Regions from separate parts of the Homo sapiens genome. Here region 2 is linked to region 1. Evidence: chromatin loops called from intact Hi-C (ENCODE). Cell type or tissue: GM12878. All regions are shown on one strand. Links, peaks and the distances in the headings refer to the core of each region. The heading gives the core; the rest is flanking DNA.

Region 1 (6,693 bases), core at 1,391-3,890:
ACTAATGCTGACACATAGATTAATAGCTTTAATATACAAAGAGATTCTAAAAATAATTAACAAAAATATTAACTGTCTACTAGGATAATTGGCAGGGAATATCAGTAGTAGTTTATAGTAAAGCAAATATAAATAGTTCTTAAACATATGAAATGTTGTTTAACTTCATGAGAAGAGAAATGCAAGTTAAAACTATGGTGCTTAACTGTGTCCACCTATGATCCAAATTTTAAAAGCTTGATAACACTGTAGTAAAGGCATGGTAGATAAGCACTTTCACTCTTCCTTGGGGAAGTCTGAAATGATGCAATCTGTAAGAAAGGCTCTGCAATTTTATTTCTAAGTATGTACAGATATTCTTGCATTTGTGTGAAATCATGTACATGTGAAGGTGTTTTTTCCAAAATTGTATAATTGACAAAGTCTGATAATAATTTAAATGCCTATCAATGGAAAACAAATGAAATTGGTTACAGTAAAATTGCTACTATGGGAGGCAGCTGAGATCTAGAATTGTTTTCAAAATATAATTTTAAGTGTAAAAGTCAATGTCCTGCAACACACACATACACATACATATATGCAGAATGTGTTGATATCGTATACAGTATCCTAGAAAAATACAGAAAATGCTGGCAATGCTGGTTGCCTCTGGAGTAAGAGATGGGAATGTTAAGAAATCCCACTTTTCATTGTAAACTCTGTTGTATCTTTTTAAATTTGAACCTGTTAAGAAATTTTAATCAATTTTTTTAAAACAGAAAATTAAATAGTAGAGAGTAATTAATCTGATTAATATTGTGAAAATACCTTTCTGGCAAAAAAAAAAGTTTGCTTTCTATTTAAGTTTAGAAGAACTTTAAAGTATACATTGAATTTTTTATAGAAATAAGAAACTGGAAATAAATATTACTAATGATGACACATATATAAGGCCAAAAATATCAACAGATAATTTTTAAAAGATCAAGGTTGTAAGGTTTAAGCTATAGATTAAAAATATTTTAATTGCTTATCAGAAATATTTTAGAGCTAATATGTATATTTTCACAAACAAATGGGGAACTTTCCATTATGTAATCAGTCATGAGAAAAGAATTGTGAGAATTATGTCAAATGTCCCATCATGTTAGCTAAGAGATAAATAACTTTCTTGAACTTGTTAATTTGCTCAGTGTACATAGTTGTTTTAATAATTCAGGCACAAAAAATACATGTTAGAACTTGAACTACCTATAGCATCTAGATAGTTAATGAAAAGTATGTTTAGATTTGAAGATGATTATGAATCAGATAATTTAAATTTTTCATAAAATTACTAACAGGCTGATGCATTTTAAACTTGTCTTTAGAAATTAGTAGCTTACTGCCAAGCACAGTGGCTCATGCCTATAATCCCAGCACTTTGGGAGGCCGAGGCAGGTGGATCACTTGAGGTCAGGAGTTCAAGACTAGCCTGGCCAATATGGTGAAAACTCATCTCTATTAAAAATACAAAAATTAGCCAGGCGTGGTGGCACACGCCTATAATCCCAGCTACTCAGGAGGCTGAAGCAGGAAAATCACTTAAGCCTGGGAGGTGGAGATTGCAGAGATCGTGCCATTGCCCTCCAGCCTGGGAGACAGAGCAAGACTCTGTCTCAAAAACAAAAAAAGAAAAGAAAAGAAAAGAAATTAGTAACATACTTATAAAGTATAAACAAAATTAACTTAAGAATACAACTAGTAGTCTTTAAATGAATTAAACCCCTCCCAATATTAGTCCTGGAATTTCTTTCTCTGCTGCTTTAAGCACAGAACCTTATCCTTCTTTTATGGAAAATAGGTGGAAATTAAACAGCAACATCTCTAAAAAGACTTCCAGGGAACTTTTCAGCTTTGCATTTCAAAGGCACATCCCCTAAGAGGATTAAACTGAAATGTGTCCCAGAATTTCCAATTAAAACCCATTTTTCATGTTTTATTCCAACACATACATTGGTGATTATAATATTTTAAAACTTACATTTAAGTACAGGGCTCAGTGGGAAGAGAAAAAAGAAAGAAACATCCTCAAGTTGTACCCTGTTGCTTGGTAATGCCTTAGTAGACCAGACCCTTGAGAAAATGTGTTTTCATATAATTATAAAGGAACAGATTTTAGATCTTCACTGTAAGAGAACAGTAATTGCAGAGGTCAAGTGTTATTTTCATGGATCTCAGAGCAAAGCTAATAGTAGCCTATTCCCCAGCCAACAGTCTGCCCTCGCCTGTGGGGGTCTACTGAACCAGGGTAATTCCACCAAAAAAAGGAAACCAAACCTAGTTTATTGCAGCCAATATTTCTAAAGCCAGCTGGCTCTTTTGTCACTATTATTGTGATGACTAATGACTGTATTGTCATCTGCATTACTGCTGTTGCCTAATTTGAAAATGGCCCAAGAATCTGGGAGTAAAAATTAAGATCTAGTAAATGGATGTTAGGACACTTGGCAATACTCTGGAATCAGGAAACTCTGAATGGACCTATCAGTTCCACAGACCAATAATTTTTTCCTCTTTTGTTCACTTTTGGATCACCAGCTTTTAAACATAGGCACTCAAAGAATGCTTGTCAAATACATTTTCTATTCGCAGTTAAACCTTACCAATAGGAAATCAGGGATAATAATTTATAACTGGACTTATTATTGCAGAGTGATATCCTTACCTGAATTTATAAAATTTAAAGAAAAGTCACCAGTTGTTCTTTTGGAAGGTAGAAAGCGAAGGTGGCTAATGCCATCTAGCGGTGGACTGAAGGTTTGAGCCTGTTCTGAGTATTAGCAAAAATGAAGAAAGTGGAATGGTCAACATTTCATTTACACCTTGTTGCTCACTGTGCAGAACAGATGACACTTATTGATTGGGACAGAATGGCTCTCTCAAATGCAAACATAAAGAATAAAAGGTTAATAGTAATGTAGACCGGAAATATATTTTTTATTAAAATTAAATGTCATTACATTTTTTAAGAATAGTATTTTTACAATTTATCATTATGCCACTGTGCTCATTCTTTACAAACTCCTCAAATTTTTCTTTTTAACTGAGCATTTTCTTTTAGAGATTGTTTTGGTTATTGTTCTACTAAGTGGCATATTCACCAAGTGCTTTGGGAAAGATGAAGCATGGATTTTGCATCTTCATCTTTATCATAAAGTAACTACTGTTCTTTTAACTGACTCAATAGGAAACCTCCCATTTCTTCCACATTCTTCCAGTTGTGGCATCATTCTTTGCTCCAGTCCTGTTAGTCACCAGAAAGAGATAGGGGCAGGGAGCCCAGGGATCTGGGTAGGAGAGAGTTGATGTGGGGTTGTTGAGAGACATGAGGGTTCTTTGTGGCTTGGCTTAAAAGGCTTATAATCACATAGTGGTCTGTGTTGGGCAGCATGGAAATGAAGCCCCAAGCTTTATTGGCTATAAACGTGGAGTTCTAATTTCCGAGGAAGATCTCCCATCTGTTTCCCTATCCATAAGCCAAGATAGACTAGGGGTGAACAACACACTGCTAGTGAGAGTATAAATTATTTGTGCCCAGGGGTTTAGATTCTCTGTGTCCATCGCTACTAATTCTTACTCATTCCTGACACCCTAGTATCCCTTTCAGCATATTTTGACAACCCCATCTCTGTTTTAAAATTCTTCCCTGCAGGATTCATATGTCAGGGAATTGCGTTCTGGTTTAATTGGAACAAGCCATTTGGAAGTCCTCCTGGTCTGGAGAACATTCTGTGAGGTAGAGAGGCTGCAACCCCAGGATAATGTCCTCAGTGGGAGGGACAGGAGGTCTTATGTCAAGAAGAGGTGATGGTCCCTCTCCTCACCAGTGATGGCTAGTCCGAGGACATCCTTTAATTCCACATCTGTTCAAGTTTTGTCTTTGGATCTCAGAATGTGCCTGCCTGCAGGGAAAATCAAAGGAGTTGAAATGACAGTAAATATTAACCTTGAAAGAGACTTTAAAAAAAATAAAACTATTTTCAGCCTAGAATTGGTTGCGGGAGAAAACTGGGCAAAAGAGGAGGACAGAAAGCCTAGGGGATCACCCAGTTTCTGTCAGGACAGTTTTCCAGAGGCAGGATAATTATATTATAAATCAGAAGTGAAACCACAGCACAGTCCTGTAATCATATGTAAATGTTTAAAAGAAATAGATTGTCATTTGGAATTATTCATTCTTATTTCTCTTCATCAGCATAAAGGCTTGAGAGAGAGCTAATTTTTAAAGCACATTAGATTATACTTCACATCTCCTAGTTTTTAGAAGTGATTTTCATTCATTCACCCATCCATTCATTCATGTGTTTGTTCAACACATTTTTATTGAGCGTCCTTGTGGACGTGGCACAGTTCCGAGTGCAGTGAATAAATGTCTCCCCCTCCTTGAGCTTATATTCTATTTTTATTTTTGATGTGTCATAGTTACTTCTGTTAATCAGTTCAGTAGAAGTGCTGAGATACTCTGTGACAAAACAGATCCCATCGACATCATTTTTACAAATAAGACCAGATGTCCTTTAGCCTTGTCAACAGGCTTGGGCCATGGTGAACAATGTCTGCCTCTGAAGTGCTCAGCAGACCGTGTGAAAGAAGAAGGTCCGGGTGTTTGGAAACAATGGCTGAGTGGCGGTAGTGGTGCATTGTGACCTCATTATTCTGCTTTTGGTTTCTCGCCTTGTAATATGAATAAGGCACATGAGGATTTAGTGTGTGTCATAAGATAAGTGACTGTCACGTTAAGCTTAATGTCTCTGTTTCTGTAACTTTCTCCATAATCTGGCAGTATCTCATTTCTTCGTGGCCAGTGTTTGGGCACTGAAAAGGTCAATCAATACATAGAATTGTGACTCAACTCACGCTGAAAAAAAAAAAAAAGCATCTGAATCATGGTTCTCCTGTGAATTAAATTTAGTAGCAAGAATCTTGTTTTAATTTGGAAGAAAGGGTGGGTCAGGAAAACTCAAGATAGAGACTTTCAAAAGGGAAAGTCCTTAGGATAATGAGTAGATTTCCCCCCCCAGTTGTTTCATGATATAAACTGATGTGGACCAAATAAATACCTGTCTCACAGGGGTACTGATTTCCAGCATTAGCTGTGGCAGCTGGAGCATTGCTGGCCTAGGTGGCAGCAACTGGCCTTCCCTTGGGACCTGTAGTTACTGACCAGTGCCACCCTCTGCCATCCACCCCAATGCTGCTGCATCTCCACCGAAGATAAAGACTTGGGTGGAGACTTGGAAAACATATGTGCGTTGGAGTTGGGAAGTAGGTAGGAGCAGCTGATGAGTACTAATTTTCCTCTTTAAATAATGTCCATGTAATATGAAATTGAAGAGCACAAGTTAAAGAAGGAAAATGCTTCCAAGGCGAACATGCAAATCATCAGCGATCTTTGGTAGGTGGGAATAGGATGTGCAAGGGGGTGAGTGGGGAAGCAGCTCTATCCAGGCCAGTAGAGTTGACTCTCACCACACCCTCTGAACACCTCACAGAGTCCCTTGAGTTGTAGCAGCACAAGCTTGCTTTAGCCCTTGCAAGATCCAAATAATTGCCCGAAGAATGAGATCAGCCTTATTTTCTTCCCTGTTTTTCGTAATTCTTTCCTTTGTCTTTCCTGCAAAAGTTAAACTGTGATTATTGGAAAATAAAAATAATTATGCAGATCAACTTAACAGTTTTGTGGATGAAGAAAAACAACCTGTTGTCCTTTATGTACTTTAGTCCTCCCCTGCCCAAGGGAACCGGCAAGAGAGTACTGTGTCATTCAATCCGTATGAGCCAGAACTTGCACCCTGGGCTGCAGACAAAGGTGAGACTTCCTTTCATTCAAGGGACATTCACAGAGCAAAGTGCGTGGTCACTTGTAAGTTTGTAGAGTTGGTTCACGAATCCACACCACGTCCGTGATTGCAATACAGCCACAGTTAGCCATGGAAACACTCACATCTAGTGGCAGGCAGCAGGCACCACATGCCCATGAGCAGTGATGGTGCTATTGAATGAAATGGTCTTTCCCACCTCCCTCACCCAACGACGTTGGAAATGTCCCTGCCACTCTTCAGAATTTCTCATCCCTTGCAACATTGATGCTACTCTGAGTTCATATTCCCATGAAGATCATGTTCTTGGAAGGATGAATCCTGGTGTGGGGTCCAGCCCCAGGTCGTATGTTTCTTGACTGCATTGCAGGCCCCCAGAGAGAAGCCCTACCCATGGACACAGAGGTGTACGAGAGCCCCTACGCGGACCCCGAGGAGATCAGGCCCAAGGAGGTTTACCTGGACCGAAAGCTGCTGACGCTGGAAGACAAAGAACTGGGCTCTGGTAATTTTGGAACTGTGAAAAAGGGCTACTACCAAATGAAAAAGTAAGTTGCTATGTTCCACCAGCCTCACCCTCACATGAGCTCAGGTTCTAGACATGACTGAGAATAACAAAATGTAACCTGGCATGACTAAACCCTTTTTTTATTAATGCTACCATTCTTGTTAATTTCTGGTACTATTATAATGAAAGCGTCCATTACCTTTAATGGCAAAAACTGCAATTACTTTTGCACCAACCTAATAGTACATGCACCTTATGGAAAATTAGGAAATAGAAACAAGCAGAAACATAAGAAAATAAAAACATCAAATTGGCATGGTGGCTCATGCCTGTAATCTTAGC
Region 2 (6,693 bases), core at 1,837-4,336, 730 kb before region 1:
AAAGGATATATAATGTAGCTGATGTGGCAGGTGGTGGTATTTTTAGTGGACAGAGGAAAGAGATTGTAAATAGAAATGGTCAAGGGCAACTTCTTTCTTGGGTTGTCATTTGGGTACTGAAGTTTGTCCTGCCATCTTTGCAGCTGAGTGATAAAATGGGGCCTGGAGGTGCCTCTCATCTTCAAGATGCCCTCACCTTTTGGAAGCTAAGTGGGAATGGTGGAGCTCCACATAGAGTAGGCAAGGAGCAGGCTGCATGCACGAATGTTTTAATGCGGGCCTTAATCTAAGAGTTTCTCAAAGTCACCCGTGGTGCAGCTTCATTCACAGCCAAGAGAATAGATAGGGATTTGTGGCCAATATTTCATGTGGCAAGAGTGAGGATTTGTCTGTAATGCTCTGTGTTTGTTTCCGTAAAAGAACATAGTACGGCTCCTGGTGGCTTTGGTAAGAAGCTGATTGTGGACAGAACTGAATGCGTAATTTATTCAGAACAAAATGAAAATATGAACACTTTTACAAAATACATGAATAAAAGTGCCGTTAAAGGTGCTAACATATCATGTTTTTACATTTTCCATAGTTTTTCTCTTGACTTATCATGATGTTTTCAAATGTGCTATTTAATGTCATAATAAGTAAAGACAAATTACCATTATTAATTATTAGCATGCATTTTACCATTCATCTTTACATAAAATTGGCAGTTGCATTTTGTAGCTCATACATGCATATGTATTTCATTCTTACCAGAATGGTGGAAATGCTGCACAAAATAAAGTCAATTGCTTTTATTTCACTTCATGATATGCACACTTTCTACCAACTCTCTACCTTTGGCTGACTAATGAGTGAGAAGCACTCAAGGAAAAGAAACGTGGGTTGCTCTTTCCTTCCTTTCCTCCTAAGTCATTATTTTCAAAGTATGTGGTTGCCTAATACAGGGAGGTACCTCAGGTAAGAAGGGACAGGATAGGGTGCTTTGGTTGTTTGGTTTTTTGGTTTTTTGGTTTTTTTGAGACGGAGTTTCACTCTTGTTGCCCAGGCTGGAGTGCAATGGCGTGATCTCAGCTCACCGCAACCTCTGCCTCCCGTGTTCAAGCAGTTCTCATGCCTCAGCCTCCCGAGTAGTTGGGATTACAGGCATGCACCACCATGTCCAGCTAATTTTTGTATTTTTAGCAGAGACAGGGTTTCTCCATGTTGGTCAGGCTGGTCTCGAACTCCCGACCTCAGGTGATCCGCCCGCCTCGGCCTCCCAAAGTGCTGGGATTATAGGCATGAGCCACGGAGGCTGGCCGGTTGTTTGGCTTTTTAAAGGCCATTGGCTTCTTTCTGAATTTCAAGCGAGCTCTTGTTTAAACAGATCATGTGCAGCTTCTTGGGGCTGTCTTCACTCCTCTTATTCAGTGGTGAAGGGAGTGAAGATTGGAGAATACTAAGGAAGGAAGACATTTTTGGGGTAGAGAGGTAAAAGTTTTTTTTTTTTCTTTCACTGTTTTTCCTTGGTGGTGGCAGTAAGTGTACCTCACACACTCTGTGTGTCCCTCAGGGGCCTTTTATTTTTTTAAATCTCAAGGAAGTTATGAGCTGTGCCTGGGTCTGGGCAGAGGGCTGAGGCCTGGGCTGCAGGACTCTGGAGCTGCCTACACTCACTGTGGCCCCCACCTTGGCACAGCCCCTGCCCCTGCAAGCCAGGGCTGGGGGACACTGAGCTCTGCACATCCCACCCTGACAGAGGAGTGGAGTCGGGCCAGAGACTGCTCTTCTTCCTGATCTTTCAGATAGTCCTTTCAGCCTGGAAGGGAACTGTTTCCTTCCGCCCTGCTTCTTGAGCAAGGGACCCACGTTGGCTGCCTTGGTTTCCTCAGCTGCCGCTCTCCTATCCTGCTGAATCTGCTCCTGCGTTAATCTCTCTGCCAGGTTCCTCTCTCTGTGCATGCCACCAGCTGCCCAGTGCAGAGTTCTCAGCCCTGCCTCCTGGGCCCTGGCTTTGTCATGGATCACCACTTCCTCTCTGCTTAATGGAACCCTTCCCTGGTTCTTAGGACTCTCGGCTCCTGGTTTTCATCCTTCTTCTCTGAACACTTCTGTGTTTTTCTCCCCGGTCAGGTACTTATAACTCAAATTTATAACCTTGGCTTTCATTTCTAAGCCAAGTGTAAAACCTGCAGGTATAAAGAAAAAAAAACGCACTTTTTTTTGTCAGATATGTTAACATCATATCTGGCACTAATTAGCAAATAACTTTCCAGAAATATGTAACCTGTCAGCAGCATAGCTTCTAATTCCAAAGTTAGTTCTGTCAGTATACATGTAGATCTTGATATAGATCTTTATATAGATACAGACATGCACATAAAATTTCCCTTAGTTCTAGCCATTGGAAAGATCATATCTTAGGGTTCCATCATTATAGATACATCTACAATTCTCCAGGTGACTCGTTTTCACAAAGGAGCAGGTGCCTGTGCACAGGGGTATGACAAGTTGGTAAAGTGAGAAGGCATTCCAGGCAAAGTGCACAGCGCAGGCAAGCACCTGAAGCTGGAGAGAGCCTGCTGTGATGGGGACCGTGGGTAAAGGGAGGTGGATCTGCAAACGGAGACAAGGTTGAGGTCATCCCGTGCCCCTGATAGTACTCTAAGGAATTTAGATGTTAGTTTCAGTGACAAGAACCATTTGAGGATTTTTAAACAAGGGAACGACTTGAAAGGATTCGTGTTAGAATATAGATTTGATCTTTTTAAGGGCACAGAGAACTCTCAAAAGAAAACTCATTCGGGCAGCAGGATATTTAAAGGAGATGTGAAGAAGGCCAGGCACCCCAGCAAAAAGTGACAGGTCAGGACAGAGGCAGCAGGGCGTTGTTGTTTAGGCCTGGGCAGACTGGGGCAGCCAGTAGGGAGCAGTTGCTGGATAGTGGGGGCTGGGGGTTGCGGACGGAACAAGTAGAGGTAATCTAGTATCATATTAAAGAAGATGTATTGAGACTTGTTATTTAAACAGAGCTTGTTTAATCTGTATAAATACCAGTGGTGACATTTTGCTTAAAATGTTAATGTTTTTAGATTTTGCATGTTTCTATACAGCCGCTGCGCACATGACCTTTTTTGTTCCCTTCCCCTCTCCTGCCCACCTTGAGTCTCCTTTCCCCTTCCCTCCCCTCTTCTCCCCTTTTCTGCACTATCCTCTCTGCTCTTACATTTGGTTTTGTTTTTAAATGTTTTACCTTTTAAAGAAAGCGTTGGGTTTCTGATTGCAACTTCTCCTAAATCCACTAGGTGGAAGTAAAGTATGCAATTTTCTTTTTCCCATACCATTGCAACGTGTTTCAAATGTAAACGGGCTCACATTAAATATATGAGTTTTTACAAAAGTGGAAAATATTTATTATATATCCTTTTGGAAATATCAAAAGTCAGATAAACAAACTAAAATTAAACTGTAATGCCTATACCACATTCATAGCTAACCACTCTTTCTCTGCAATTTATTTTAAATTCATATATTTTGTAGTTAATTGGCATCATACTTAAAAAATCGTTTAGTTCCCTAATTTATTTTACCTACCACTGTATCCTAGACATTTTTCTACATTATTCTCAAGACTTTAAAATTGTAATATAAAATTATAATTGATGTATATTGTATATGCCTCTATATCTCCATAGATATAGTGAAGGTTTTATAAATAAGACATTTATAGTCATACATGTACCTGTTTGCCCGCATCTCTGGCCTTTTGAAAGATAGATTCACAGAATTTTATTTGAGAATCAAAAGGAATGGACATTTTTAGGACTCTTGATCTGTTGCATTGTTTACAAAATGGATGAAGCATGTACCTGCTTGTCACAGCTATATCTGAGAGGTCCCTGCCTCTCATTCCCACCCCCCTCTCCCCGCCACCCTCGCCAAATCTAGATCAGTGTCTTTTTCTCGTTAAGGAGTCTTAGTCTTCTGACTTTACTTCCAAAGAGGTAATGGTAAAACAGCTTGGCCAGATTCCTGGATGGACGCTGATGGACTCAACCAAACTAATTTTTCTTCTTTGTGAATTTGCCCAGTGTCATTAATCAGAACAATTTTTGAAAGTAAGAAGAAAGGTATTGGCCAGCAGATGGCGCCCTAGAATAAAACAGAGGTAGATGAAGAAATGTTGATTTTTCTTGCCATGATTTCTCTCTAAGCAATGGTTGAATTTGACATACGTATGCTGTAAGGAAGTTGTTAAGAATAAAAACAGCCAATGCTCAGAGTTAAGAAAATGCAATGGTTTAGCAGGAATCCATCCACGGGAGTACAGAAAGTTGAAAATGTTCAAAATTTAACACTTGGCTGTGCTACATTTATGTTTGCCGGCTTAGGTAGGAGTTTGAATGCTTTCCTAGTGAGGACCCGAGAGCAATGATGAGTCGAGGTCTTCATTCCTAGTCAGGCCTCCTCAAGCTCATATTTTCTGTCTTTTGTGAGGCATTGTTCCTCCTACCATGACCCAAGGGCTTTACACATATACTAAGTAGAAAATCTAATATCTGTGCTTACAATATGTCTTCTCTGTAGTACAGGTATTAAAATTACAATTTCCCTTCTTAAAGATATGGTAGGATCCAATAAAGGAGCACTATGGAGCTTTAAAAATGATGAATATCTCTAAACTTTCACTAGTAACCATGATAAAATAAGTTTTATCAGATCATCATTGTCTAGAGATAGATATATAGAGATAGATGGATAGAATCTATGTATCAACATCTGTGTAATATATGAACGACACATATTCATTTTAGGTTTTCTGGTTGTTCCTGGTGGCAATGGTGATCTGATAAACCTATTTTATCACAGTTACAAGTGGAAGTCTAGAGATATTTATCATTCTTTAAAGCTTCATAGTGCTCTCTTTTGTGGCTGTTTTACAAAATCCCTGTTGGTAAGCACCCTTGCCTTCAAAATGTGATTATTAGAAACTAGCAAATGAAAATTTCCCAGTGCTTTTTTTTATGGTTTTATAATTTTTTGAGGTATAATTGATATGCAAGAAACTACATATATTTAAAGTGTACAATTTAAAAAGCCTTGACAGAAGTACACACCTATAAATCAATCGCCGTAATCAAGATTGCTGACATAACTACACCCCAAAAACTTTCCTTGTACCTCTTTGTACCCCTTGTACCTCCCTCCTTTCTCCTACTTCCATGGCCAAGGAACTACTGATCTGTTTTCTTTCATTATGAATTAATTTTGCTTTTCTAGAATTTTACATATATACTTTTATGTCTGTCTTCTTTCACTTTTGAGATTCATTTATGGTTGCATGTATTAATATTTCATTCCTTTGTGTCATTGTGTGATAGAGCACATTTTGTTTATCCTTTCACTTTTTGATGAACATTTAGATAGCTTCTAATGTTTTTAGTATTTACAAAAAGCTGTTGTAAGTATTTGTGTGAAAGTCTTTGTACAAACCCATTTTTTTTTTTTTGCCCTTGAGGGAAATGCTTTGGAGAGGGATCATATATTAAGTGCACATTCAATTTTTTTAAAAATAAATTTTATTGTGCATATTTAAGATATACATTACATTTTGGGGCACATATAGCCAGTAAAAAGGGTACTGTACTGAAGCAAAGTAACATGTCCATCATCTCACATAGTTACCCATTTTTTTGTGTGTGCATGGCAAGAACAACTAAAATCTACTCATTTAGCATGAATTCCATATATCGCACGATTTTATTACCTATAATTCTCATGTTCTCCCTTAGATCCCTAGACTTGTTCATCCTACATATCTGTTACTTTGTATCCTCTGACCTACATCTCCCCATTACCACTCCCCCGACCCCCATGTCTCCCTGCCCCCCACCCATTGCCCCTGGTAACCACTATTTTGTTCTCTGTCTCTGTATACTTGCATTTTTTTATATAGAAAGAAAAACATTACATCTCACTTACATGTAGAATCTTTTTAACAATGTGAAACATTTAACCTTTTCATAAATCAACAGAAAGTTTCTGATGGCAGTTATACTATTTCACATTTCTACCAGCAGGAGAGTTCCAGCTCCTTTACCTCTTCCAATATGTGGTGTGGTCCGTGCTTTTACTTTGAGCCATTGTATTAGGTGCATACTACCCTCTCATTGTGGTTTTAATTTGATTTTTCCTATGACTAATGATATTTCATTTGCTTGGTTGCAAAACATGCATCTTTTTTGGTGAAGTATCTGTTTAAATCTTCTGCCCATTAAAAAAATTAGGTTATTTATTTTTTAGTATCGAGTTTGAGAGTTTTTTTATATTTACTGAGTAAACTTCTTTACTGTATATATGTTTTGAAAATGTATTCTCTTAGTCTATGGCCTGTCATTTCATTCTCTTGACAGTATCTGTAAGAGTATCCTTTGAAGAACAGACAGTTTTAATTGTGGTGAAAACTAATTTATCAAGTTGTTCTTTTATGGATGTTATTTTTGGTGTCGTATTTAAGAAATCTTTGTCTAAGCCAAAGTCACAGGTTTTCTCCTATTTTTTTTTCTAAAATGTTCTATAGTTTTAGGTTTACAGTTTTGGTCTATTAACAATTTTGGTCTATTAACAATTTTGAGTTCTTTTTTTATGGAGCAAATTATAGGCCAATTTTTCTTTCCTGTGTATGAATATAAAATTATTCCAACATGATTTTCT

What was found. Peaks named below come from ENCODE experiments on the same cell type or tissue, not always from the same donor. Only the 100,000 strongest peaks of a DNase experiment are listed, where the experiment ranks them.
Region 2: it touches region 1 in a loop (7-fold over the local background); 75 of 110 quality-filtered maps call a loop at or near these places.

The regions. Positions count from the first base shown.
Region 1 is chr9:90,868,459-90,875,151 of GRCh38, forward strand. It overlaps SYK (spleen associated tyrosine kinase), which reads left to right. Exons shown (of 14, transcript NM_003177.7): 8 at 5,746-5,833; 9 at 6,214-6,391. Among named protein-coding and RNA genes, the nearest start is that of SYK, 70 kb to the left of the region's middle. In GM12878, for the core only: a CTCF peak has its summit at 2,768 (motif pointing left); a DNase peak (open chromatin) is centred at 2,763.
Region 2 is chr9:90,138,651-90,145,343 of GRCh38, forward strand. No RefSeq gene overlaps it. Among named protein-coding and RNA genes, the nearest start is that of MIR4290HG, 100 kb to the left of the region's middle. In GM12878, for the core only: CTCF peaks have their summits at 3,275 (motif pointing right) and 4,123 (motif pointing right); a DNase peak (open chromatin) is centred at 4,161.